3 separate regions of the Homo sapiens genome follow, and all the other regions are linked to region 3. A link is a loop called in an ENCODE intact Hi-C map of the cell type or tissue named here. Cell type or tissue: ovary. All regions are shown on one strand. Links, peaks and the distances in the headings refer to the core of each region. The heading gives the core; the rest is flanking DNA. Region 1 overlaps COL4A2 (collagen type IV alpha 2 chain). Region 2 overlaps COL4A1 (collagen type IV alpha 1 chain). Region 3 overlaps COL4A2 (collagen type IV alpha 2 chain).

What was found. A loop is a pair of places that touch in the nucleus more often than their neighbours do. Peaks named below come from ENCODE experiments on the same cell type or tissue, not always from the same donor. Only the 100,000 strongest peaks of a DNase experiment are listed, where the experiment ranks them.
Region 1: it touches region 3 in a loop (3-fold over the local background); 18 of 110 quality-filtered maps call a loop at or near these places.
Region 2: a loop joins it to region 3, with 4 times the contacts of the local background. A loop is called at or near these places in 5 of 110 quality-filtered maps.

What each region holds. Positions count from the first base shown.
Region 1 is chr13:110,343,588-110,351,939 of GRCh38, forward strand. All of the region lies in intron 3 of COL4A2 (collagen type IV alpha 2 chain), which reads left to right. Among named protein-coding and RNA genes, the nearest start is that of MIR8073, 6.8 kb to the left of the region's middle. RefSeq lists enhancers at 1-514, 3,463-4,321. In ovary, for the core only: no CTCF peak of the experiment used is centred there; no DNase peak of the experiment used is centred there.
Region 2 is chr13:110,243,185-110,251,536 of GRCh38, forward strand. The region is part of intron 1 of COL4A1 (collagen type IV alpha 1 chain); the gene reads right to left. LOC124903212 (a long non-coding RNA gene) reads left to right here and starts at 7,258. Exons shown (of 3, transcript XR_007063872.1): 1 at 7,258-7,439; 2 at 8,265-8,352. In ovary, for the core only: a CTCF peak has its summit at 4,468; a DNase peak (open chromatin) is centred at 2,667; H3K27ac peaks cover 1,960 bases.
Region 3 is chr13:110,392,942-110,401,293 of GRCh38, forward strand. All of the region lies in intron 4 of COL4A2 (collagen type IV alpha 2 chain), which reads left to right. Among named protein-coding and RNA genes, the nearest start is that of MIR8073, 56 kb to the left of the region's middle. In ovary, for the core only: no CTCF peak of the experiment used is centred there; DNase peaks (open chromatin) are centred at 4,140 and 5,490; H3K4me3 peaks cover 607 bases; H3K27ac peaks cover 4,095 bases.

The DNA.
Region 1 (8,352 bases), core at 1,292-6,291, 50 kb before region 3:
TTGTCCATGGCCCCAAAGCCCCTGGGACTTTGATGGTCAAGTTTGCAAAGATAAAGCTGCAGGCACCTGAGGCTGAGCCTGCCCGGGCAGCGCAGCGCTGCTGTGTGCCAATGCAAACGGGGACCTTCCTTGCCTAGACCAGTCTTCACCAACCAGAACAGAAATCTTATTGTATTCTGAAAAAGGATTCCTGGATCTCTTTCATTCCATGCTTTTCAGATTTTTTTCTCCCAAATTTAGCACAGAGGGCAGGTTTTGAACAGAACTCTTAAACTGAAGGTACTTCTCTGGAATAAATAGCTTCAAGAGATGGACCCACTTTGTTTATTACCAACAGGGCTAAATATTTACCTTAGACCTATATGCCAATACTAACCACATACACATTTTCATTCATTGCCAAAGAATACCAAGAACTGGCATGCCGTATAAATAATTAAAATTTAGTGTAGATAATGTGTGAGGTAATGCTTATATTAGATGATGTCTCGGTGAACTCTCTCCCTAACGAAACAGAAGAAAAACAACATAGCTCATAAATATGTAAGGGTATTTATTCTAAATGTAACATGTGAAACTCTTCACTGCATGTGTACCTATGAGTCTGAAAACTCACTTCTAACTATGATTACATTGATGGCCTCTTGAACAAGAGTTAAAAGCTCCTTGTAACTTGTTCTTCTCAACACGGAGACAGAACAAAATCCCTCAGGCTATTAAAAGGATGACATGACAAATAGCCTTCATAAAAGATGGTCTTTTATGCAGCCAATTTTCTTATTAGTTATTTGACGACAACATTGAGGTTTAAATGAGTAGCCAATGAGAGAATATTGAAGTAGGCTGTTTGTTACAGCACATCTCCTCTAACTCATACTTGCTGATAGGTAATTGGAACAGAAGAGAATGATGTCAGTATGAGATGGAAGTCATGTTAGTTCATGCGTGACATTTTTCCCAGCATGGTGTTTGTACCACTGAGTAACAGGATAGCTGAGGGTAAGTAGAAGAATACACATCAGCACAGCAAACTGTCAAGGAATGGAACTCTATACGAGACCCCAGGGCCGCAGTATTCTCTCTCTTGCCTCGCTCAGGCCACATACTCTCCTTAGAAATGCTTTCTCCACAGCTCTTCCCAATCTTTGGTCATCCTGTCCTTGCTCTCTGCAGTGTAGCAGTCTCAGCACTTCCTTACACCCCCTTCTATGAAACTATGCCATCACTTTTCTTCAAGATAAACTGTTTTATTTACTGCAATATTTCTTTACTTGAGAAGTTAACATGTCCATTAAACTGTGCTATTATTTGTATTAGGATTGCTACCAATTTTATTAAGGCCCTAGTTACAAAGTTGCATCGGTATTGAGTGGTCTGCCCCAGCTCTGTTTTTCCCATGGACCTCGGTGGTTTGCTGTGTGGTTTTGCAGAGTGTGAGAATTTTTCAGAAACAGTCATATACTGTGTTACAGCAGAAAAGCCTGTTCTTAAAAAGAATGAGTGGGGACTAGATGTGAATCAATGTGATTTGACTTTCTTCTTCCCAAGGTGAGTGGCTGGTGTGTTTGAGTTGGTCTTGACTACACTGACAAGGAAGGTGAGGGTATGGAGGACATTCCAAGCTGAAGGAACAGTGTGTACAAACGCAAGTTCTTTGCGAGGATGGAACTTCAGAGGTGTTCATACTCAATGCATTGAAAATCCTCACATTCCCTCAGCATGTAAAATAAGTGATTAAGCATTCCGCTGTAGTTGAAAGAAAAAGAGACTTTGAAAGTGGAGGGAACAGTGGATGCAGGGGAGCAGAACCCCAGTCGGCGGGTCTCAGGAGAAGCGAAGCCTGCTGTTCCTGGGAAGCAGTGGGGTGCAGGAATCAGAGGACAGCAGATGCTGGCTTCACACCCTCACCTTCCCTATGGGTACAGTCGAGGCCTCCTCAAACACACCAGCCACTCACCTGGGAAAGAAGAAAGTCAGACTCACATTGATGCACATCTCGTCCTCACCCGTTCTTTTTAACCTGATATGGGCTCTCAACTAAAGGGTTAATACCAGAAGCACCCACCTAGCTAAGTACCGACCTAGACAGCCATTAGTGATTTACAAAAACATGAAGGGTGGCCATCTATATTAGGGGTGGAGAAGGACAGGGGGCAAGGGAAGGTGGTTTCTGGCAATTGGTCCACTGACACACCCCCAGCTGCTGTGTGGGACAGAAGTCACGTGAGTCAGATAGCAACACCCAGGCTCTCATCTTGTTCCATCTCATCTGTGCCTGGGCATGTGTACCTGTGCACAGGGGGACCACCTTCTGCAAGGTAGCTGGGGTGCGTGTTAGTTCTCAGAATAGTGCCAGCTGTGTGTCCACTTCATGATGACATCAAGAAGATGGGCTTTGGGATCCTGCCCACACCCAGCTCCGGGGCGCTGCTGATGTATCTGGGCAACCCCAGCCAGGATCCTGGGCTGCCTCTATCACCCTCACAACCTGGGGGCCAGGAGCCAGCAATGAAGGCCAGTGAGAGGTGAATTTGGAAATGAGGAGCTTTCCTGGGGTACTGAAGGAACAGTATCAAAATACTTGAAAAGAAAGAGAACTCTTTCTTGTTTGAGGCTTTTGGGGCGTTGTTTCCTGCGTAACTCAAAGCCTTGGGAATCCCAGACAGAAAGTCATTTAAGATTAACTTTTGAAATCAAGTGAGTAAGACCTGATTCAAAGGAGAATTTAGCCATGGGTTAATAAATATATCTAAATTGCAATGAAAATCTTCAGCGGTCTTAGCCGTTGATCCCGTGGTCACCATAGACAATATAAGGAGCAGTGTCTATGGCAGGAGTGATGGAACAGATTTCAGGAAGTAACTTTGAGTGAGAGAAGCAGGGGCCCCAGAACTCTAGTGACCAAGACATTCGAAGACAGGCAAGGAAACCTTCAAATGCAGGCAACTCATATTTCGACGGGGCACCCTCCAGTGCTCCGAGATGGAAATTGCCTGCATTTCAGTGCCCTGTTCTGTGGCTCCAGTGCTCTGCTGTATGCCCACTGTGAAGGCTGCTTGTCACCTGTGCTGCCCAGCTCAACCCGGCCCCTTTGGTCGCTGTCCTGCCTGCCTGACGGCTGACGACGGCCCCACACCCATGTCTACACCCTGGGTGTTTGCTGTGTAGGTTCCAGGCTTCTAGACCAGATGACTCAAGATGAGGCACATGTGAGTCTCCACCCAGCACCTAATAAAACCACCCAACAAATGAGGGCTCAGCTCCTCCCGGGGTGAAGGCCAGGGTGCTCTGTTGACTAAGGGGAGGCCATGAAAGAACGGGGAAGACTGGCTCTGGACAGAGCCTCATCCCCTGCGCTTATCGTGGCTCACTGCCAAGTGCGAACACCTGGGTCCACGCCTCCGCATGCCGGGCCCGTGTGCACACCTGCCTTCCTCGCTGGTGAGAGGGCGCATCTCAGCCTGCTTTTCGCCTCTAGAAAGGCACTGAGTGTGAACTGTGAAGAAGTGGCCAGGGCAGAGGATGTGTGTCAGGAAATGCCAAGCCCCCTTTCCTCACTCAGCCAGATGGCCTACCTGTCCTCACCTGAAACCAGGCCCACCCATGCTCTGAGATCATCTCTAGCCCAGGACAAGGCATTTCCAAGGCAGCGTTGGCTTAGACTATGTTGGCTGGGCTTCACCTCTCATTCATGTGTCAGGAGCTCTAGGCCGGGGAGCCAGGCATTGGAGACCCTTTAGCTGGGAAGGCTCGGGGGGCTGAGTTACATCACCAAACCCTCACAGCAGCCCTGTGCAAGGGTGCCATCATCCTCCCTTTGTGCAGAAGATGCTGTGGCTTCAAAGGACCAGTCACTTCTCTGCCTGAACTCTTGCCCTTTGCTACATCATTCATGTTCCCAGTTGGCCCCTCACACCTGCTCTTCAGCATCCTGGGTTCTCAGCAGTTCCTACCTGGGGCCCTGCCTGCCATCCCTCCACTGTCATTCAGCCTGCTTTAAATGTCTCAGGATGACTAATGTCACTGGGATGTGTTCTGGCCCTGGCCTTTGGCCCACCACACACTGCATGCCCTGGCAGTCAAATTCCTGAATTTTTTCTGGAGCCAGTCCTGCCCGTCAGGACCCAAGCTCCAGCACTAAAGTACGGCTGTCAGAGGTGGCCCTGCCAATAGCACACTGTGTGTGGAAAACACCCAGACATTGAGCTGCCTGAGGAGAAATGGAAGGTGGCCCACTTGGCCGGTCATTGCTCGTTAAAATGTAAAGGTGTGCAGATATGAAAACACGGGGCTTGTTGCCGATGACTCAGGGGAGGGCACCGAACGTCATGCCTCCTGGTTATGTCTTGCCGCCGTGTTGAACCAGGATGGGGAATGATCCCATTCCTCAGGTATTCGTCTGGGAGACCGTAAAGGATTGCTTCCAGACAGGAAGGACGTCTGTCTTCCTAAAGAGTGTCTAGCCCAACTCGTTGAACTACTGTCATTTCTTTCTGGTTCTCCTGTTCCAAATACACAGCCTGAGCTCCTCCCTCCTTCTCTGAGTCTCTCAGTTCCATGAGGACAGGCATCGACGCAGTCATAACTGCTGGCACTCACTGGCATTCCAGAAAAGCCCATGGGGCTTATTCATTGTACGTGGGGGAGCGCCCCTGTCCTTCAGGCATTTCACCATCTTGAGCTGGTGACTAGTTCAAGACCATTCTGTAGAGTGAACACATTTATTTAGGATGCCCTTGAAGTACTGTTAAACAAAGGAAGCTGAATTGGCTGGCTTTGCTGCCCGGCATATAGAAGAAGGATTTGTGCTGGGTGGTACAACTGTGACCTGCACTTCCTCTTCCATATACCTTGCCCTGCTAATACCATGTTGGAATTATTTCCTTAATTTCTAAAGCTGCATGTGCGGAAATGGCTTATATTTCCTGTTTTGATAAACTAATAGAACTTTACTGAGAACCTTGTTCCCGAGTTGGCTTTCTTCTCTTTTGGCCTCTTTTTTGATTAAAATAGTAATTCTAAAAGTCCAGCTTGACTGGACTTGTGTCAAAGACAAAGAATTGTATAGATTTTTTTTTTTTGCCTTGAAAAGATAACTTTTTAGCTTTCAAAAGGATGATAACTTTTTAACAATAGGTAATGTTGATCTTGTTTGTCACTTGGCGTAGGTTTTTCAGTATTCCTCTGTGGAGGGAATTTGGGTTAGATGCTAGGCACAATCCAATCGTCAGCTATCTGTAAATTCCCTTCAGAGGATGGCTCTTGTTGGCTGGAGGTAAATTGGCTTAAAAAGACTTCCTTGGACAAGAAGTTTCTTGGAACATGTAGAGGACAAAATATTCTTTGTTTTGGGACAGATGAGTTTTGTTCTTGCGATTCATATAACTCGATTACTGCTCATTTTCTATGTGCAAGTTGAGAACAATGACCAGCATTTTTTTTCATTCGTCTACATGGCATCCACTTTAAATGATACTCATGTCTGAAGAGGGCTGGGTGCATTTCCATGGTTTGTTCCCTTGCTATATGTTGACAATTTGCAGTGGTAGTAGAGAAATAGTAGTCTCAAAGAGTTTAAATTGTTTATGTGTTTTGTTTCCTGGCATTCAGGTTGTCATTTAAACCTATTTTTTTAGTGTCCTAAATATAAGGACCAATCTGCCATGGAGAGAAGTGACATTGGGCAGTTTTCTCCACGTTTTGAGATGGGCGATTCCTCAGACATCTACCAAGGAGGACACCCTTTTCCCCGGTGGCAAAGGAGGGACTCTCCCTCTGCCTGGTGGCACAGGATCCTAGTGAAGGCAACACGATACTCTCTTCTCACTGTCATTGGGTCACTCACAGAAGAGCCAGGGCAGCAACCAGGAGGACCGGATGTCCTCTTAATCCTGCAGCTGCCACTCTTGATCTCTGCTCCAACTCCACTGTATCCCATTGATAAATGACAGAGTCTCTGCTGGCAGCCAGGCAGCTAGTGACTCCAAGCAAGAAATTCTGCATTTGATCCTGATAGGAGCCTGGTTCAAGAAACTAGAACCTGGTTTTCCTTAAAGGGTTCCATGACTTTTATTCTTCCAGAGGTAAAAGACTCACCAAGGAATCTAGATTGTGCATCTGGAGTGATTTGATGTCTATGGTAAATCTATCCATGCAAACAGATGGATTTTCATATCTTCTTTTTTTTTTTTATTGAGACACAGTCTCACTCCGTCACCCAGGCTGGAGTGCAGTAGCACAGTCGTGGCTCACTAAAACCTCCACTTCTCGGGTTGAAGTGATTCTTGTGTCTCAACCTCGTGAGTAGTTGGTATTACAAGCGTGAGCCACCATGTCCAGCTAATTTTTACATTCTTAGTAGAGACAGGGTTTCACCATGTTGGCCAGGCTGGTCTTGAACTCCTAACTTCAAGTGATCCACCGCCTAGGCCTCCCAAAGTGCTAGGCTTACAGGCGTGAGCCACCACACCCAGCCCAATTTCCACATCTTTCTAAATGTAATGATGCCAAGATTTAAATAAGACTCCAAGGAAAAGAATTTCCATATATGAAGTCAACCAAGAAATCCCTCACTCAAAGATTCCCGTTCTGCACCTGGAAAAAATGTCTGTTGCATTCCAATTGAGTAGAATGTAATCTAAGGTTTCTGGAAAACACATCTTATGCCTTTACATACACTGCCAACTGGCTCCTAAACATTTCCAATTCCTACAGTTTTGAATTGGCACAGCAATGCTGGCTACCAGTTTCAGAACAGGAAAAAGAAGAGCTCTAGAAGGATATTTTGAATTTTAAAAAAATTAAAAGAGAGAACTACAATTTTTTTTAGCACTTGGAGGGATTAGAGGCTCAGCCACTGAGTCCTTAGGGCTCAGAGCCGCCCCAGATGCAGCACAGGTCACAGAGGTCAAAGCAAGGTCCAAGGGCCATCACTTTTCTAGGACAGACATGCCAGGCACCCACTGAGTCATGGAACATGCTGAACCTGTAATAACTCCTACCTTCTGTTGCACCCAGGGTGATGGTTCAGTGGTTTCCAGCTTTCTCACTATCTCTAAACAAAGCCTGTTTTCACAATGCCCATCCGACCACCTAGTGTAGGGCTTTGCAAACCTCGGTGTGCTAACCTGGAAGTCATGCTAGAAAGCAGGTTCTGCTCCAAGAAAGGTGGGGTGGGGCCTGCATTCCTCACTAGCTCCAGGGTGATGCTGATGGGCCCTGTCCACACAGCACACTTGCCATGGCGGGGGCCAGCTGGGAGAGCAGCTGCCCTTCAGACAAGCACTCATGACCTCTTTGACTTTGTGTCTAAGTCCCTGCCTCTGATCAGTTTTCCTCTCTGTTTCCCTCTTATTCCCTCCCATTTTATTTGTGGTACAACTTCCAGGTAAATCTTCCTCAAACTCTCTGTCCAGTGTCTTCTTTGCTACCTGCTCTCTCTCTTGTTTCTTTCTTTCTTTATTTTTATTTTTTCTTTTTGAGATAGGGTCTTGCTCTGTTGCCCAGGCTGGAGTACAGTGGCGTAATCTCGGCTCACTGCAACCTCCACCTCCCGGGCTCAAGCCATCTTCCCACCCCAGCCCTCCAAGCAGCTGGGACCACAGGCGTGCACCACCACACCCAGCTATTCTTTTTGTTTGTTTGTTTGTTTGTTTGTTCGTTTGTTTTGTACAGACAGGGTTTTGCTTTGTTACCCAGGCTGGTCTTGAACCCCTGAGCTCAAGCGATCTGCCTGCCTGGGTCTCCCAAAGTGCTGGGATTACAGGCATGAGCCCCCGCACCCAGCCTTCTCTCCTGCTTCTTTGCTGCCTGTGGCTTTCTCTACCCTGCTCCTCCCTTGCCGGCGTGGGTTTTGTCCCTAAGAACTGGTGCAAGAATGACCGGTCCTTCATCTCTTCCTTGCAGCTCAGAGACTTTCAAGTCTACCTTGCTTCTTAGGTTTATGCTGCTTTGGACACTTATTTCCTAAAATGTATAATTCACATTTATTTTTCAGAACTATTCCTTTTGGTTCCACAACACTAAAGATGTCAAGAGCTTACAATAATCAGACTTAGCACCCCTTCCCTTTGTCCACAGTGCCTCTGCCAGCTTCTTTAATTCCTCTGCCTTTCTTGAAGGAGCAGATAAGTCCAATGGGGTCTGGCCTCCAGGTTGGTGTGTGATGAGATAGTTGGCAAGGTAGGACTGCCTGCAGGTCCTCAGTAAATGTTCATTCATTTGCTGAGGGAAGTAATGATTCATCCCCCTAGGCAAACTCCTTCCATGATTTGGAATTTAGGTCTGAAGTTTCCTGGCCAATGCGCCTGGGAAGCCACTGAGCTGGCTGTCAGCTGAGTAGGGACTAAGGAT
Region 2 (8,352 bases), core at 215-5,214, 150 kb before region 3:
AAAAAAGTTTGTACAGAACAGAATAAAGGAATGAGCTGATTTTTAAGCCCCAATCTTAAAGAACTCCTTTTTGAATTCAATTAAAGCTTGAACGTCACATTAAAGAACAGTCAACAACAAAATATTCTTGTAGTTCACTTTTTTTTTTTTAAGACAAAGTGTTGCTTTTGTTGCCCAGGCTGGAGTGCAATGGCGTGATCTTGGCACACTGCAACCTCCACCTCTCCAGTTCAAGTGATTCTCCTTCCTCAGCATCCCAAGTAGCTGGTAATACAGGCATCCGCCACCACACCCAGCTAATTTTTTGTGTTTTTAGTAGAGATGGGGTTTCATCATGTTGACCAGGCTGGTCTCGAACTCCTGACCTCATGTGATCCACCCGCCTCAGCCTCCCAAAGTGCTGGGATTATAGGCATGAGACACTGTGCCCAGCCTGTAGTTCACTTCTAACATAAAAATTAACTTTTAAAATGGAAGGAAATGAATCCAAGCCTGTGATAAAAGCTGGAAAGGAAGCAAGCTACCACGTGTTCAAACGCTTACCAGGTGCCACGCACAGTCAGCGATCATCTTATTTAATGATCATAACAAGCATTTCAAGATAGGTAGTGCCATCCCCATTTACAGATGTGGAAACTGAATTAGAAGATTTATTATAACACGCTAGGACAAAGTTGAAATTAGAACCCAACTTCAATTTCCATTATGTAAAATTGTCATCACATGAAAAGATAGAAATACGTCGGTACATACACGCACTTGCAATTTCCTTAGAAGAATCCCAATTTTAAACCATGACAGACACAGGTATTGTGGACAGAATGTAAAGAGGTATGAGATGAATAATCGGGTTAATAAGCTTTATTAGAGGCTCTGCTTTAAGTCTGATATAAAATGTTTACTTATATTCTACTTCAGGTGATTATCATTTCCTGAAAATAAAATCATGCCACTAATAGTATTGTGATCATGCAAAGTGTATATTTTTAACAACATATTCCAGCCTCAGCTGCATTGCCATGGAGACGCCTGCATAAAACAATCACATCTGGAGATATTTATTTTGTAAAGCTAAATCTGAACAAGTGCCTCCAAGACAGTAAGCTGTTCTCAATTTTATATTTTGGAAATGGGGACAGCTGACAACAGTCCAAAAAAACTCCAGAGATGATAGGTCTGTGTTTTTCTCTGACTCACATTTTAGGCAATTTTCAGCCTACACTCTCATAACCTCCTAACATTTTAAATCAATCCATGTGCACAGATTTGCTTCATAATCTGGGTTTTGGTGACCACTCAGAGGCATCCAAAGAGATGAGGCCAAAATCTGTAACCTGTGCTCCAGGAGGTTCTTCCAAAATGGACAAATACCAGTACTGAGAGACCTCACCAGAGGTACCTAACTCAGCCAGTACTACCATGTGTCTAATCCCCAGGTGAGGGTCACCTGCTCCCTACCTGGCTCCTGCGAATTGCTGACTGCATGTCTCTATTGTCAGGCTTATCACGTTTCTCGTTGTTTACTTCTGTGTCTCCCCGGTACACCCTGAGTGCTTTGGAGGCAGCCTCACATACAGCTCACACCAGGCTCCCGTAGCATTGAGCCTGATGTGAGCTGTACTTCATCTAAGACGACACCAATTGTAAAACCCATACTAAGAAATCAAGAAGGGTACTAATTAAACAATGACACATTATCAATTGTTAGATCTATCCCAATTCCAGAGTTGTTAAAACATCAATAAATGCACATCTTAGAATTGATGAAATCAGTACCCAATTATGGTTGTATTCTTGGTGCTGTTACTGGTGTTACCCATCTAAGCAACCTTAAGTAACAACTGTAGATGGAAATCCAGTGGCACCGCGCACCTCAACCACAGTGCATTCGTGCACAACAGCACTGTGGGACAAAGCTCCAAACAGGGAACTCGGCAATGATTACCTGACTGCTCCAGATCACAGAGTAGCCAGGGAAGAGCCGGGGACTCTGGGGAGTGCGCTGGCATCTGGCACCTGACACCTGGAGCCGTCCAGACCAGCTATTCCATCACCAGGTCATCTCCAAGTCCCTGGAGTTTCGGGGCAGCCTCTTTGCTGGGATTATGCCACTGCCCACAACCTGTTTGCGTTTGAGCCAAGTTTGGAAACACATCTCTGTTCTTTAAACTCTGCAGTGTTTCATCCCCCTCCTACAGATACCAAAAGGAAAACCCACCAGGCTAAGTCTCATGTATCTGCAGAGTCCATTTAGGAAATGTCCAGCAGTCATCTGGGCTTAGCTGGCAGAAACTCAACACCAGCCTGAAGTAGTGTGGATTTTCGACTTGTGAGTCAATTGCTGCTTTCTGGGAAAGAGCAGATTAAGCAGGGATTTAAGGGATTGAAGCTGAAAATGGCTATTTGGTGATCTGGAGTTTTCTGAAAGGTTGATAAAATCTCAGAAGCTTTATCTTTCTGCAATTTGAGGGAGGTTATAAAAATGAATTTCCTGGAACTGGGCCCTTAAGCCATCCGTGAATGCTTCCATTGCCTGGGACTGCAGATAAGAGGCTGCAAGGCTGTGACTGTGGACCCTCGGGTCAAGACGCTTCTTGTGCTTTTGGTACAGAAACACCCCCAGCCGGTGCCGGTGACAGGCGGGTGGGTAGTTTTACCCTGGGGACCACTTCAGGTACTAAGGAACACTGGGGAAAATCAGAGATGAGACAGGACTGACCCCCGACCCCGGCCTTCCCCCACCACCTTACGCTTTTTCATAAGCAAGTAATTTTTTTTAATCCTGGACCAAAAACATGCATGGCTTTATGTGTGTAGGGAATTTGATTATCAATTCTAAAAAATTGATCATTCCAAAAATATCTAAATTAGGGTTAGCTTTTCAGAACAAAAGATGTCTAAGATCATGATTTTTGTGTCACATTCTGGGTGGCCTAGCATTTTATGTAAATGGTTTTGTTAAAAAAAAAAAACAAAAAAGCTAGCCTTTAGAATGACAAGAATGACAAACAAATATCCTAAGATGTATGTTTACTTTGTTAAATAAAATCTATTTTAAAATATCACTATTCTGGTCCTTTCTGTCATATAAGGGCCCGTGCTGGGTTTCACCCTGGCATATGAAGGTATTTTAGCTGCAGTTCAATGGTTCACTGCTAAAAAGAAAAAAAAAATACAAAGGATGACCTGAGTACCCCCTTCACTCAGGTGTAATGTATAAGCTTCAAATGGTGAATTAAAATAAAAGTCAGGTAATGCAAGTCTTAATTCACTGTTGTAAATTACTGTGTTTAAAAGGGGTACATAAATAATGCAGGTTACCCAGGTTCACAATTTCATTGGTGACCTGACATGTGAAAAGCTATGTCACCATTTCATCATTTCCTGAGGAAATACACCTTGCATCTGGACTCCCAGAAAAATCTAAAGCTATATGCAGACTGGTGGACTCCACCGGCTCCCTGCTGGCTGCATATCTGAGGGCCTTTATGAGGGCTCTGCATTCTCCCGGTGTCTGGATGACCCTACAGATAAGCTCCCATACCATCTGTTTCAGATTCTAGAATGGGAAGAACTGGTACATTCTGTGCGGTACTCATCCTCTTCCTGGTTTTCCCCTCATTGGTGTTCTAGGGTCAATGAGTTCCAAGTTCCTGGAGCAATGCCTGTGTTGTGCTCCTGTGAGGCACACACTTAACCCGAGTGGTCATGAGGATGAAAGTGGGTCACGAAGGCAGTCTCCACTTGGAAGACGGGGAATATGGCTGGGAGTTCTCAAAGGAAAGAAAGGCGGGGGTCTCGGTCTCTCTTATAAAAGCAGACCAGCCATGGACAACAGCAACACAGGTACCCCAGACCAATGTGGAAAAAGAGGACCCTAGAAAGCTCTTGGGGTTGGGGGTGAATTTATTATTTATACTCCTAAAACTGTAGACAAACTTAATGAAAACCAAGTCAGTTTTGAAAGTCCTTTTAGCCTCTTCCCCATAGACCATGTGGCCTACAGAGTATAATAAGTTGTCTCCAAATGGAAGCCAAACTGACTTAACTGTGTTTGAAACAGAAAAGAAAATAATAATAATAGTCCCCAGTGGACTCTGTCAGACACACACACGCACACATAACTTCAATAGCAGAGATCAGCTTTAAACGAAAACAAAAAATACAATATGAAAGGAATGCAAAAGGTACTACAAAGTAATCCCTAAACCAAATATCTTTTATATTCTCTAAAAGTCTCTTAAACTTTTCAGGATATGTTAAAATAATTAATACTGTGAAACTTTTCTTTCATGCTCCAATTAAGATATTCAGAGATCCACCATCAGTATTCACGTTATAAAGTATATTAAGTTCTTAAAATACACAAAGATTTTACAATACACAGTACGAGTGCCAAAGAAGAAAGGGGAGGAAGAGAAGTCAATGGTTTTAATAAGAAATAAAGCCTATTTCTGGTTTTCTCGCATCTACAGACCAAGAGGGCGCTCTTCTCAAGATTACAGTGAATTCCATTCCAGAGGATGCAAAAAGAGGAAAGCTCACTCATTCTGTTTACAGAATGCCTTTTTAACTGAACCGAAGAATACCAGCTGCTATGCTACTCGTGTGTGTGTGTGTGTGTGTGTGTGTGTGTGTGTGTGTGTGTGTGGCAGAGAGAGAGGGAGGGAGGGAGGGAGGGGAGAAGGGTGCAGTGTTATACAGTTTAACTGGGACATGTCTTCTGATGAAGGCATATTTGGAATGAGTTAAACAGGATGAGGTCCTCAATTTTCTGATTTTTTTTCCTGCTTTTGATGGAAGATAGACCTTTAACATCGCAGCTTTCACAATTTTTATGTGTTTCACATCCCACCAAATAGGGACATGTGGAGATCTGCCAAGTCTAAACAGCTTATCTTTCAAATTCTTTCTCGCATTCCCTATGCTGTGCAAAAATGTCAAAATACTTTCCTGGTGATACTGCCGTCGAGGGCTCTTCCTGGTTGCAGCACTTCCTCGGGGAGTCTTTTAAATAATTCCCTACCCAACTAAATAAGCGTATGGAGGCAAGAGACTGTATCTTAGGGCTACTTGGGCAGAATTAAGAGTACGCAGCAAGCGCGGGCCCCACACGCTCCCGGCGGGATTGCGAGCGGGACATTCCCAACCCTCTGGAAGGCGCTCAGCCGCCTCCGCTGTAGCTGGGCCCTGGCCCCTGGCCCCGGCTCCTTCCCCCAAATTCCACTCCCAGGGATAAGCCCCACGGCCACACGGCAGGGGCGCACTGGTACGTTGCTCCAACTGAGGCAAGTTGGACAAAACCCCATTGACCTTCATCACGTCCTGCTGGGGTCTCGCTCTGTGGCGCAGGCTGGAGTGCACTGGCGCGACGTCGGCTCACCGCAACCTCTGCCATCTGGATTCAAGCGATTCTCCTGCCTCAGCCTCCCGAGTGGCTGGGACTACAGGCACGGGCCACCACGCCAGGATAATTTTTTTGTATTTTTAGTAGAGATGGGATTTCGCCATGTTGGCCAGGCTGGTTCGAACTCCTGGCCTCAAGTGATCCACACGCCTCAGCCTCCCAAAACGCTGGGATTACAGGTGTGAGCCACCGCACCCGGCCTCAATTCTATTATTTTAAATTCCACTTCATTCACACACACAAAATGCTGGTGTGGTGAATAAAAGATAACCACACACAGATGCAGCAGGCACTCACACTTTTTTCGGATAGCGAAACCTCAAAGACTGCACGTGGAGAATGGACTTTCTAGCTTCTGTCCTGTTTGCCGCTGTGCTGCTTGTGTCACGCTTGTTTTAACCGCGGTGGCTGTGAGGCTCTGCAAAATGGCTCTCCCCAGCTCCATGGACCCCCAGGGCCCAAGAATGCCCTAAAAAAGAATCTTAAAACTTCTCCAGAGAGAGCACACTCTGTATGATCCCATCATATGAAATTCAAGAACGGAGGCATCTGTCTATGGGGAAAAGAAGTCAGAATTGTGATGACCTTCTGCGGGGGTGTGGCAAAGGTAGGGACAAGGGAGGTTTCTGGGGTGCAGGAAACATTCTTTGCTTGTTGCGGGCGGTGACTACACGGGTGTATACGTCGGTAAAAACTCATCGAGCTGTGCACTTGTGATGTTTGCACTTTGTTGTATTTCAATAAAATTCGAGAAAAAGGGACGTGCTTAAGCCTGTTCACAGCAGCACTATCCACAATCGCCCCAGCTGGAAACAGTTCAAGGGACTGAGAAACGATGGGGTATATTCACGGAAGGGAGTCCCCGGCCACACCAGGGCAGGCCAGCTACAGCACCCGCAGCAAGCTGAAGCAGGCACAAAAGAAGACAAACTGGGTGACTCCATTCCTGTAAAAGTCAAAGCCGAACAAGATGACGTTGGATCCTGGTTACTCGTGAGGGCTACTGACTAGAAGAGGACTCCAGGGACTTCGTGCCTTCTGGTAATGTTCTGGTCCGTAGTCTGGGTTCACTGCTATGTTCACTTTGGGGAAAATGCACTGAGCTGTACCCTTCGCCTTTGATATGTTTCTGTAAGTTGATAAACTTCAATAAAATTAGCTCCCCAAAAAAGTGTCCATGGCATTTAAAAATTACTTAAAAAACAGTAAAATATAGGCCAAATGTTGTAGTACAAATAATGATTTCTTAAAAGCTTACATTTGCATAACATTTTTCAACTTCCAAAAATATACTTAGTATTGTGGTTTTAAAGGTAAAATTAACTTCTCTCCCTTATTCTCACAGAACTCAAAATCATTGTGCTTTCATCTGCATTTGTTTTATTATCATCATCATTTGTTTTGACTAATGTAAGATAGATGTGATCCCAAAGATGTGAAAATAATTATTCATCATTAACTCCCCTGAAAGGACAACTTAGGTAAATAAAATAATATTTCTGTTCCATTTAATAATGGAAGACATAGAAACAAAACAGTCCCTACTACTGTTTAGAGTTACACAATATTTCTGCCCTAATTTGAAAACAACAAGAGTTGATACATTCTTGGCAAAAAAAAAAAAAAGCACAAAAAATGTGAGAAACAGTGAATTTCTAATATGTAACATGTCTCTCTCTGTGCTGTAGTATGACTAAGATTTGTACATGTGAGGTACATGCTCTATTCTGCTTCTCAATTAGAGACTGAGTTTGCAGGGCAGAAAGGCTCCCAAGAAACCACACGCCTTGAGGAAATGAGGGTGTTTTCTTGGCTTCTCTTAGGAACAACATGTGACTAAAGTTCTGGTCTCATTTTCCCTGTCATATAATTTTGTTGACTCATGTTTCACTTCTTTTCTTCCCTTTTTCCCACTAAACGGGGGTGGACATTAAATGTTCCTGCTTGGGGAATAGGATGGCCTGGAGGGAATGACCATGAAGACCGGCACTTCACCTCCAGGTCATTGGTCTTTGTCCAGCTGCAAGCAGATGTGAGTATGATTAGTTGCCATGGGTCAGTGGTTCCTTGGATGGCTGTGTGTGAAATGAGTTGGTGGGCTTCGTGTGTGTCTGCTGGGACCCATGGGTGGAAACACTGTTGGGAGGCATGACCTGGGGCGAGCCTTCCCGTGCTTGTGAGTCACTGGCCTGACGCACTAGCACAGTGGGGCAAGGCCAGTGCGTCCCCAGCATCCGGGTCCCACGGAGCCCCTCCCAAACCAAGTGTCAGCTCCAGGCAAATATGTAGACTTGAGAGACATTTCGTTCTCTCAATGAAACTCAAACTCCCTAATTCCAGAGAAGGAATCTCCCACCCATAGAGTTGTCACTCTTAGCTACTCTTCCCGGTTCCCCGGATTCTTTTCCCACCAGCCCTGCTCCCATCCTTTGTAACTTTCATCTTTAACCCCTTCATTCCACCAGTGCCTATTTTACAGGCACCCTTTGAAGAACAGCAAATTTTACCCAGACAGGCACGAAAAAAGACGTTGGACTATTTCTTCCAGCTTTGGAGAACTGTGCGGCTCCCGGCTGTGCTGAAGGGCAGGGAGTTCTCCCAGCTATTCCCGGTTTTCATCTTCCATGGCCTACTCCTTCCACACCCTGGTGCCACCCTGGCCTGCACCGGCCATGTGGGCTTCTGCCTTCACTTTCAACATCTGACTCCCAAGCCCAGCCCACGCAAGACAGCCCCAAGGCCCCATGCCCAAGACTAGGGTGAGTGGGTGGGGCAGGGGAAGCACCAGCAGGCCTGTGCCAGGCACTCCTTCACAGCTCCTGGCAGTGCCCAGTCATACTTATCTTTTTCTTAACAGGTGGTGAGATTCACTTCCCATCTACTGCACGCCTGCATGGGCCAGGCACCCCCCAGTGCTAAGAATACAGAGCTGAGTGTGTGAGCAA
Region 3 (8,352 bases), core at 1,553-6,552:
CATGTAGAGAATAAGAAGGGAAAAACTTACATGGAGGATTCTGACTAGCCTGGAGCGAGAACTCACAGTGATTCAGCAAATATCCACACGAACAGCTGCGAAGTATTGTTGATCTCCCCCTGGTGTCGCCCACCTGGGAGGATTGGCCCACGGTGGTGCTGAAGGCAACAGTATGGAGGTTGGCTTCAAATCCCTTCTGGCAGTGTAAATTCATGAGAAATGCTGAATACAGTTCATCTCATGTGCTTTTCTTTTGTAAGGTAAAATTGAGCTCTTTCTTTTCTCTAACAAGCTCATTTTAAAGGCTATTTAAGGGAAACATAAAATTAAAATATAAAACTGAACCTTTCGCTGGCTCAATTTCTTAATGCTAAATTGCTCTCCCATCCAAGAATAATTTCAAAAGTTTGGAATTTATAAATGGCAATACTTGGATGTGGAAATTATGTTAGGACTCCTATTTTTATGAATACAATCCAGTATAATGTAAGGCTATATAAAATGAAATATTTCTGTTGAAATGTATTTCAATTCTTTGTCTGAGTAGTGAGGATTTTATTATTGGATTTTAGTTACTCAAGTTTCAGCTATATTTAGTGCTGAAATTCTAGGCCATTTTAAGAGAATCCCACTATAAAGAGGGAAAAAAAAAAAAGGCCAGGCCCGGTGGCTCACACCTGTAATCCCACCATTTTTGGAGGCCAAGGTGGATGGATCACTTGAGGTCAGGAGTTCGAGACCAACCTGGCCAACATGGTGAAACCCCAACTCTACTAAAAATATAAAAAATAGACGGGCGTGGTGGCACACACCTATAATCCCGGCTACTCAGGAGGCGGAAGCAAGAGAATCACTTGAATCTGGGAGGCAGAGGTTACAGGGAGCCGAGATCGCACCACTGCACTCCAGCCTGGGCAAGGGAGTGAGATGCTGTCAAAAAAAAAATTCTTTTTTACATGACTCAGATACAATGAGGGTCAAAGTATCTTTGCCCAAAACATTACTGTAGGACTCATAGTAAAAACCTTCCAGCAGAATGAGGTGTTGGCCATACCCCCTGCCACTATATGATGACTTTCTCCACCATATCTGTGTGCTGAAGAGTCAGATGGGACAGTAGAAGCATGAGAGAAAATCCATGCTGGAACCACCTGTGCTTGACTTTGTAAAAAATTTTTCTCACAGGTCTTTAGGTTAAGGATCTTTTAACTCCCTTGATAATTTGGCAAATAGGTATTTTATAATCGTAAAACAAGAGAAAACATTGATGTAGTGCTTACTTTCTGCCAGACACTGTTTTGCTCTGTGTGTGCGTGTGTGTGTCTGTGTGTAATTAACTCACTTATTACTATTTTCCCCCTTTAACATGAGGAGCAGAGAGGCTCAGTAGTTTGCCACTTGTCCACTGTTTCTAACCTGGTTAGGCTGGTCAGCATTTGAACATGGAGGATAGGACAGTCACATGACATTCGCACAAGTAGAGAGAGGAACGTTGACTTCTGAGTCACAGGTCTTCTCCTGGTAGCGCCATCATACCTTGGGGATGTTTCACAGCCACAAATCCAAACATGCGTCCCAGACTGCATGACCCGTACCCCAGTTGTGTTGACCTATGTTCATTTCCTAACTCGTGCAATTACACAAGGATGGTCTTGGTGCACACGACCTCTCGGTCCATTTTCTGGCCAATATTCAGTTCCTTGTTCTCGCCTTGCCATTTGCCACGCTTCAGTCAGTCTTGTTTCCCACACTGCTGCTGGAGAGGTGGGCTCCTCCGCGGGTGGGCCGATGAATTACTTGCCTTTGCCTTTGCTAGAGTGAGATGCATTCCATCATGTAATACATCAAAACATACACCAGAGTTCTGGCCCATCTGGTGCTCTTTGCTCAGATCCCCTGGCCACTCCCTAATTTTCTCCACTCCCACAACTTGCTGACATAGATTTGATTTTCAATTCAGAACAAATTCAAAACAAGTAAAAAAGATCTGATGGAATTAGCAGACACATGTCAAATTATCCACAGCTTCTTGCTGGAGACACATGGAAAGATAGGGTGCAGCACGTCTCCGGGGACCCAGAGCTGGAGAACTCCTAGCAGCCTCCATTTTCTACAAAGCCACGGGTCCTCCACAGGGTTGGCCCTAGTGCCCAGAGGTCAACAGTGGAGACCTGTCTCCTCCTGGGAGGACTGGATCTCATATCAATGCGTAAGATGATAATTAGGTATTGCCAGCATTCCCCTTACAAATCCTTCAGGCAGGGCAACTTTGGAGCACAGTGGTTGTGTCTTAGGAGGTCCAGCAAAGCCAGTTCCCTTCAACATTAGAACAAGTCACTCTTCCTTCTACGGAGCACTGCCTGGGAAGTGACTGCCACTGCCATGTTGTGTGACAGAGGACAGTCTTTAAAGGGGTTTCATTCATTGTGGACAGATACTATATGAAGGCACATAAGGGATTTCCTGATGGGGAGGATGGCAGGGGAGGTGTCCCACGATCTCAGTGCTTGTTCATCCTGTCTGTGTCTCTCTCTCCACTCCCTGCCCCACTCCTCATGTTGCAAAGTTAAATGAGAACGTGACACATTTTTCCTGTGATTTTCATTTTACATTTTTAGATGTGGTCATTATATTCAACTGGATATAACATTTTGTTTCTAATTGAAAACTTTTTCCCCAAAAGTTTTTGTGCTTTTGAAGCAAATGCGAAAGTCCATTTCTGGCAGGGCGCAGTGGCTCATGCCTGTAATCCCAACACTTTAGGAGGCCGAGGAGGGCGGGTAACTTGAGGTCAGGAGTTCGAGACCAGCCTGGCCAATATGACGAAACTCCGTCTCTGCTAAAAATATAAAAATTAGCCAGGTTTGGTGGCGCATGCCTGTAATCCCAGCTACTCGGAAGTTTGAGGCACAAGAATTGCTTGAACTCAGGAGGCGGAGGTTGCAGTGAGCCAAGATCGCGCCACAGCACTTTAGTCTGGGCAACGGAGCAAGATTCTGTCTCAAAATAAAAGTCCATTTCTAATTCCATTTGAGGGATATGGAATAAAGTACATAAAAAGTAACGAGTCAAAAGAAAGAAAAGGTTTTAGTGAAAATGAATGTACTCTTCTCCCCCTTCTATTGTTTGTAATAGACTTAATCTTTAAAGCAGTTCTGGATTTACAAAAACAAAAAAATTATTCAGAGTGTACCCATATCCCCTCCCGCTACCTCTCACCCCTAGTTCCTCCGATTATTAACATCTTGTATTAGCGTGCTGCATTTGTTACAACTGATACCAGTGTTGGCCTTCCATTATTCTTTTAAATGTGAATCTGACTCTGGGGATTTGTGTGACTGAATCTCGCAGATTGAGAACGATTTTTAACAACCAGCCATGCTTGTAAAAACATGTGGAAGTTTCTCTGACTCTGAAATAAGAGGGACAAGATGGTTCCCATGCAGGCTTGCGTTGGAAATGGGGGAGCGTGCACAGTCTAACTCCATGCCCCGTGTTTTTCTTGAGTAGCCCTCTGGGTTGAATCACCCTGGACTTCAGCTGAGGCAGGGGGATTGTTTTATGCTCAAGAAAGCTCCAGGAGTGGTAGAATCTGGCCATCAAGATGTTCTGTGAAATGGGGCTCTTGTCTTTTCTGGAGAACATGCCTTCTTGGCCCTTTGATCATGAGACATCTCACCACGCCCTCCTTTAACATTGCTAATGATGGGGACTGACCACCCCGTCATTAAACCCCATGGCAGTCTAAGATTAAGCCATTCAGAATCTTACTAGAAATGACTAAGCGGACCGTTTTTTCTTGTGAGGAGAGAATTAAAGGCGTTTCCAATCCCTAATGATAAAACCAGCATCAAATTGTAGAGAATTGCAATTTCTTTCTTACAAACAGCAAATTTTTGTCTCCTTTCATTTTTTAAACTGTTGAACGTGTCAGATGGTATGCATAGAGAGATTTCAGAGGTCTAGTCAATGTGCAAATGTTTTGTGGTTTTATTTTGAGTTTGAAGTCAGAGCACTGAATTCCACAAGGCTTGAGCCTCACTCTCCCTCCTGAGCACCCAGGCTTCACGGACATGACTAATAGGAGTTTATTCACAGCCTGCTACCATCCTTGGTCATAACGTTGCTCAAGGCCCGAGCAGGCCTGCCAAGACCACAGTGTAGCCCTGTTAATATCACATGACCGTCGGAGAGTTTTTGGAAAACCTCCTCTGGCCGACTGTTTATCCGCCCCCATTGATATTTGTCTGAAGATAAGTTATACAGTCTGTTTACTTACAAATGCGTCAGAACAGTCTTGGACTTCTGCACGGAGGTTCTGCCAAATACAAGTCTAACAGGGAAGTGGTTTGGGCAGCCCCGGAACCGAAGAACCCCTCAGAGCATCACAAGCCATCACTCTGGGTCCCTGTCATTTAAATAGGGATTCAGGCTTCAGGTTGTCAGTATTTATAGGCTTGATTGGAGGGAAGTAAGCCGTATGAGCACTTTTTAAATGAATTTTTATTTCTCATTTCCACTTAGTGATGGATGCACATTTTTCCACTAATAAACATTTGAACTTTTTTCAGTTTTTAAGAACATCGTAGGTGGCATATTTCACAATCTTGGCAAGGCAGACGTTTTTGGAGTAAATCGAAACTGGAGGCCAGAAGTACTGGCTCTGAACTGAACTACCACTTGCAAATCGATGTAGCAGAAGGAATAATGGATCATGTGGACCACGCAGAAAGCGATCTGAGACGGGCGTGTCAGCCGCATGTGGATGAATAGTCCTTTGTGGGCAGGAAGGAGAGGGAGTGGGTGGGTATGAGGGCAGGAGAAAGAATCAGCTCTGTGTTTGGGGGCTGTGAGAGGACACTCAGAAGAAGGCTTTTACACCATATTTTATATTCACAAGTTTATTTATGTTATTTTGAGTCCAACAGAAAGAGTCACAAACGTTAAACTTTAGCAACCCCCTAATGATTGGAAAAGATGGGCAAATCCTTGCTTTAAGAGCAGCTGTATCGTATGGAGAAGAAGTCATCTCTGCTGGGAAAACTCGCGAACAGATGCAGGCTAAAGCGAAAGATCAACTCTCCACACCATTACATTTTGAAGGGCTTTGAAGTTATTTTTAGAAAAACTCAAAAATCTAAATCAAAAATCAGATTTTTTCTTTTTTTTTTTCCTACTGCTTCCTTTTCCTTTTTCTTCTTCTCTTGTCCCTTCTCCTTTTTGGTTGTTTCTATTGCTATTTTTACATGTTCCTTTAGGTGGGGGGAAGATAAGGTGTGAAATGTATTCAAGTGCAACTTTTTCAAAATAATAAAATACATGTTTATTATGAGGAAAACTCAACTGCCTATAGAAATGACAACGGTAAATGTAAATAAGCAAAAGATCAGAGATATAAGTGTATAGCCATCACTTCCTTTAGCAATCAAATAATGAGCTGGGCGCAGTGGCTCACACTTGTAATTCCAACACTTTGGGAGGCCAAGGTGGGTGGATCAGTTGAGGTCGGGAGTTCAAGACCAGCCCGGTCAACATGGTGAAACCCCGACTCTACTAAAAACACAAATGGTGTTTTTAGTGTTTTGTTTTTAGTTTAGTGGTTTTAGATTTTAGTGGTGGCAAATGCCTATAATCACAGCTACTTGGGAGGCTGAAGCAGGAGAATCGCTTGAACCCAGGAGGTGGAGGTTGCAGTGAGCCGAGACCGTGTCACTGCCCTCCAGTCTAGGTGACAGAGTGAGACTCTGTCAAAAAAGAAAGAAAGAAAAAGAAAGAAAGAAAGGGAAAGAAAGGAAGAAAGAATCAAATAACAAAAAGCACAGTCAGCATTATAAGATATCAGACATACCCAGCCCAGAGGCAGGGTGGAGTTGGAGATCATCTAGTCCATCAACCAAATCAATTTAGGTTGATTTTTTTTTAACAATTTTTTTTTTTAGCCAAGTCAAAAAAAGTATTTTTAGCCTTACTTATATATAACTGTATCTTTTTTGGCTCACTTAGACCATTTTATCAAAGGAGATCAACCACAAATTCCTGCCGGTTTTTAGTTGTAAGAAGCTTTTTTTATTGGCAGGAAAACTGGGAGAATGTGTAAGTTGTTAAGCAGCCAGGCCACTCTGTGCCCAGTATTCTGGTAACTATTGTGAAGGATGTTTAAGAAGCAGGTCAAAGGAATGAAAGGGCATTGGGGAGAAAGGTGAAGAAAATTTATTGAACACCTATCACATTTTTCCCTCACTAGCTACTTAACTCACACATCCGCACAGGAGCCCAAGGTTAAACCACTTGTCTAGATCACCAAGGAGAGCAAAGATAAAATCTTGTTCCTCCCGTAAGCCCTCAGAGCCTGTGATGTCAGACACCTTGTTGAGAGATAACATTCACAAAACAACCAGAGAACCTTGATGGCCATCATATATTAGTGACATATTCATGCTGGCATGTGGGGCATAAGTGAGCTCCCGTATTGACTTGGTCTGAGAATGAAGAAGTCTAGCTTTACCCATAATGGGCTTTAAAGCAGCTCTTTGAGTTTGGTTGGCCCCAGACCTAAAGTCTTGCATCTCTGAACCACTTTACCTATTTTCTTTCCCACAGAGGACAAAAATAAATGTGTGGAACTGAGCCTAGGTCCTGTGAAACCTTTTATTCTCCAGATGCATAGCATTCCCTTGGTGACACAATCCAGTTTTGTGAAATATATGAAAATATTGGAACTTTTCAAAAATTGTCTAAATTTGGGGGGATGTGCCATGAGAATGTTTAAAATGCAAATTCCCACACAGTTCATCTAATTGATTTTAATCTGATTATGCCTGCCCTGCAGGATCTTCCTGGCAGGAATATGATAGGCCACCTGCTTCTTTTAGGGGAAAACATTCTGTTTTGAGGGTAAGAGAAGATTTGAGTGAGGTTTGCTTTGGTCATGGCTTCTGAAGCTTGATAATTGCAGAAGTTCCATCTGTAAGATGCTCGATTAAAATTCTAGATGAATTGAGTAATCTCCACAAGGCCAAGAGAATCTAATGTTCTTGAATTTGTTCCATATTCACGATAGATCTAGTAACCATGTGTAGTAATCAGACAAATTCTCCAAAACATACAGCCAGCTGGATTCCTGAACTTTAACAAAGTTTTTATGCTGACTGCTTCTGCAACCTCACTAACTAGCCAGCCTAGATAGGAAACTCCCTTCTTAATTCATTCATAAAGTACCTTTTGATATATAGACCCAATCTCTAATAAACCTTTTGGAGATCAATTTGCATATGTGATAAAAGTGAAAAAGTTGGTCTTCAGATACCTACTACAGAAAAAAAAGTGAAAAAGTTCTTAAGCAGATGAGAAATTTAAATAAGATTTTAAGTATTTTCTGAACATTAATTCACCTCTTGACTTTTGAAACTTTGGTCAGACGGAAATGTTCATTCCTTCTCCCTGAAAGAGTTGATGGTTAGATTTCATAACACAGAAGCTAGTAAAGCAAATGCAGTAAGAAAAGTAGCCTCCCATAGGTATTCAAACACGTATTCAAAATTAAGACAGCAGAAAGTCTAAATGTTTAAAATATGCTTCATTAACTTCTGATTCCTTGAATCTATCCCCATTTATTAATGTTTATATAGAGAACCAAAAAAACAGAAAAATTACTATGATGACTATTAATTACATCATTTTCCAAAAGGGGGAAAAATATTGTAATCAATGAAACCTGAATATACTTTTATAATTGATAAGATTAAAAAAGTTGTAATTCCACTTCAGTAACTAAAAGAGTTATTCAGAAGATAAAGCATTTATAATGATGGACCTAGATTTCTGCTTCCTATAGAGATTTCCTGCCCACGTACACATATTCTGGTTACACAGGAAGGCTCATGAGTTGACTACTTTGGCCAGCCTTCTATTTTGTAAGTATTGGCAGAGAGATACTTAAGAAAAAAAATGATTTCATAAGTAAACTTATAATTAAGAGAATGAAGAAGAAGATGTAGCTCTTGGGGCTTCCATTGCCTCCTAACAGAAAACATCTGCTGGACTTCCGGAATTTTCCTAAGACCTTGAGAACACACCCACGCATTTCCAACTTTTTTCCTAACCAGTGAGTTGGCTTCAGCAGTTTTCAGTTTTATAGCTGACTGTCCCATCCAAACAGTTGTTCAGCTTTGCCCTTTATCATAAATTCATTCCCATTTGTTTATTGCATAGTATTGGTTACCTTCTGTTAATTGGGAGGTGGGGAGGAGGACCAGAGAACAAGCTCATAGGTACAAACCTTGTCAAAACTAAAACCTGTTTTGTAGATGAGGATTGGTTCCTTGTATTGTTAGCATTGCCTTTGCTCAAGAG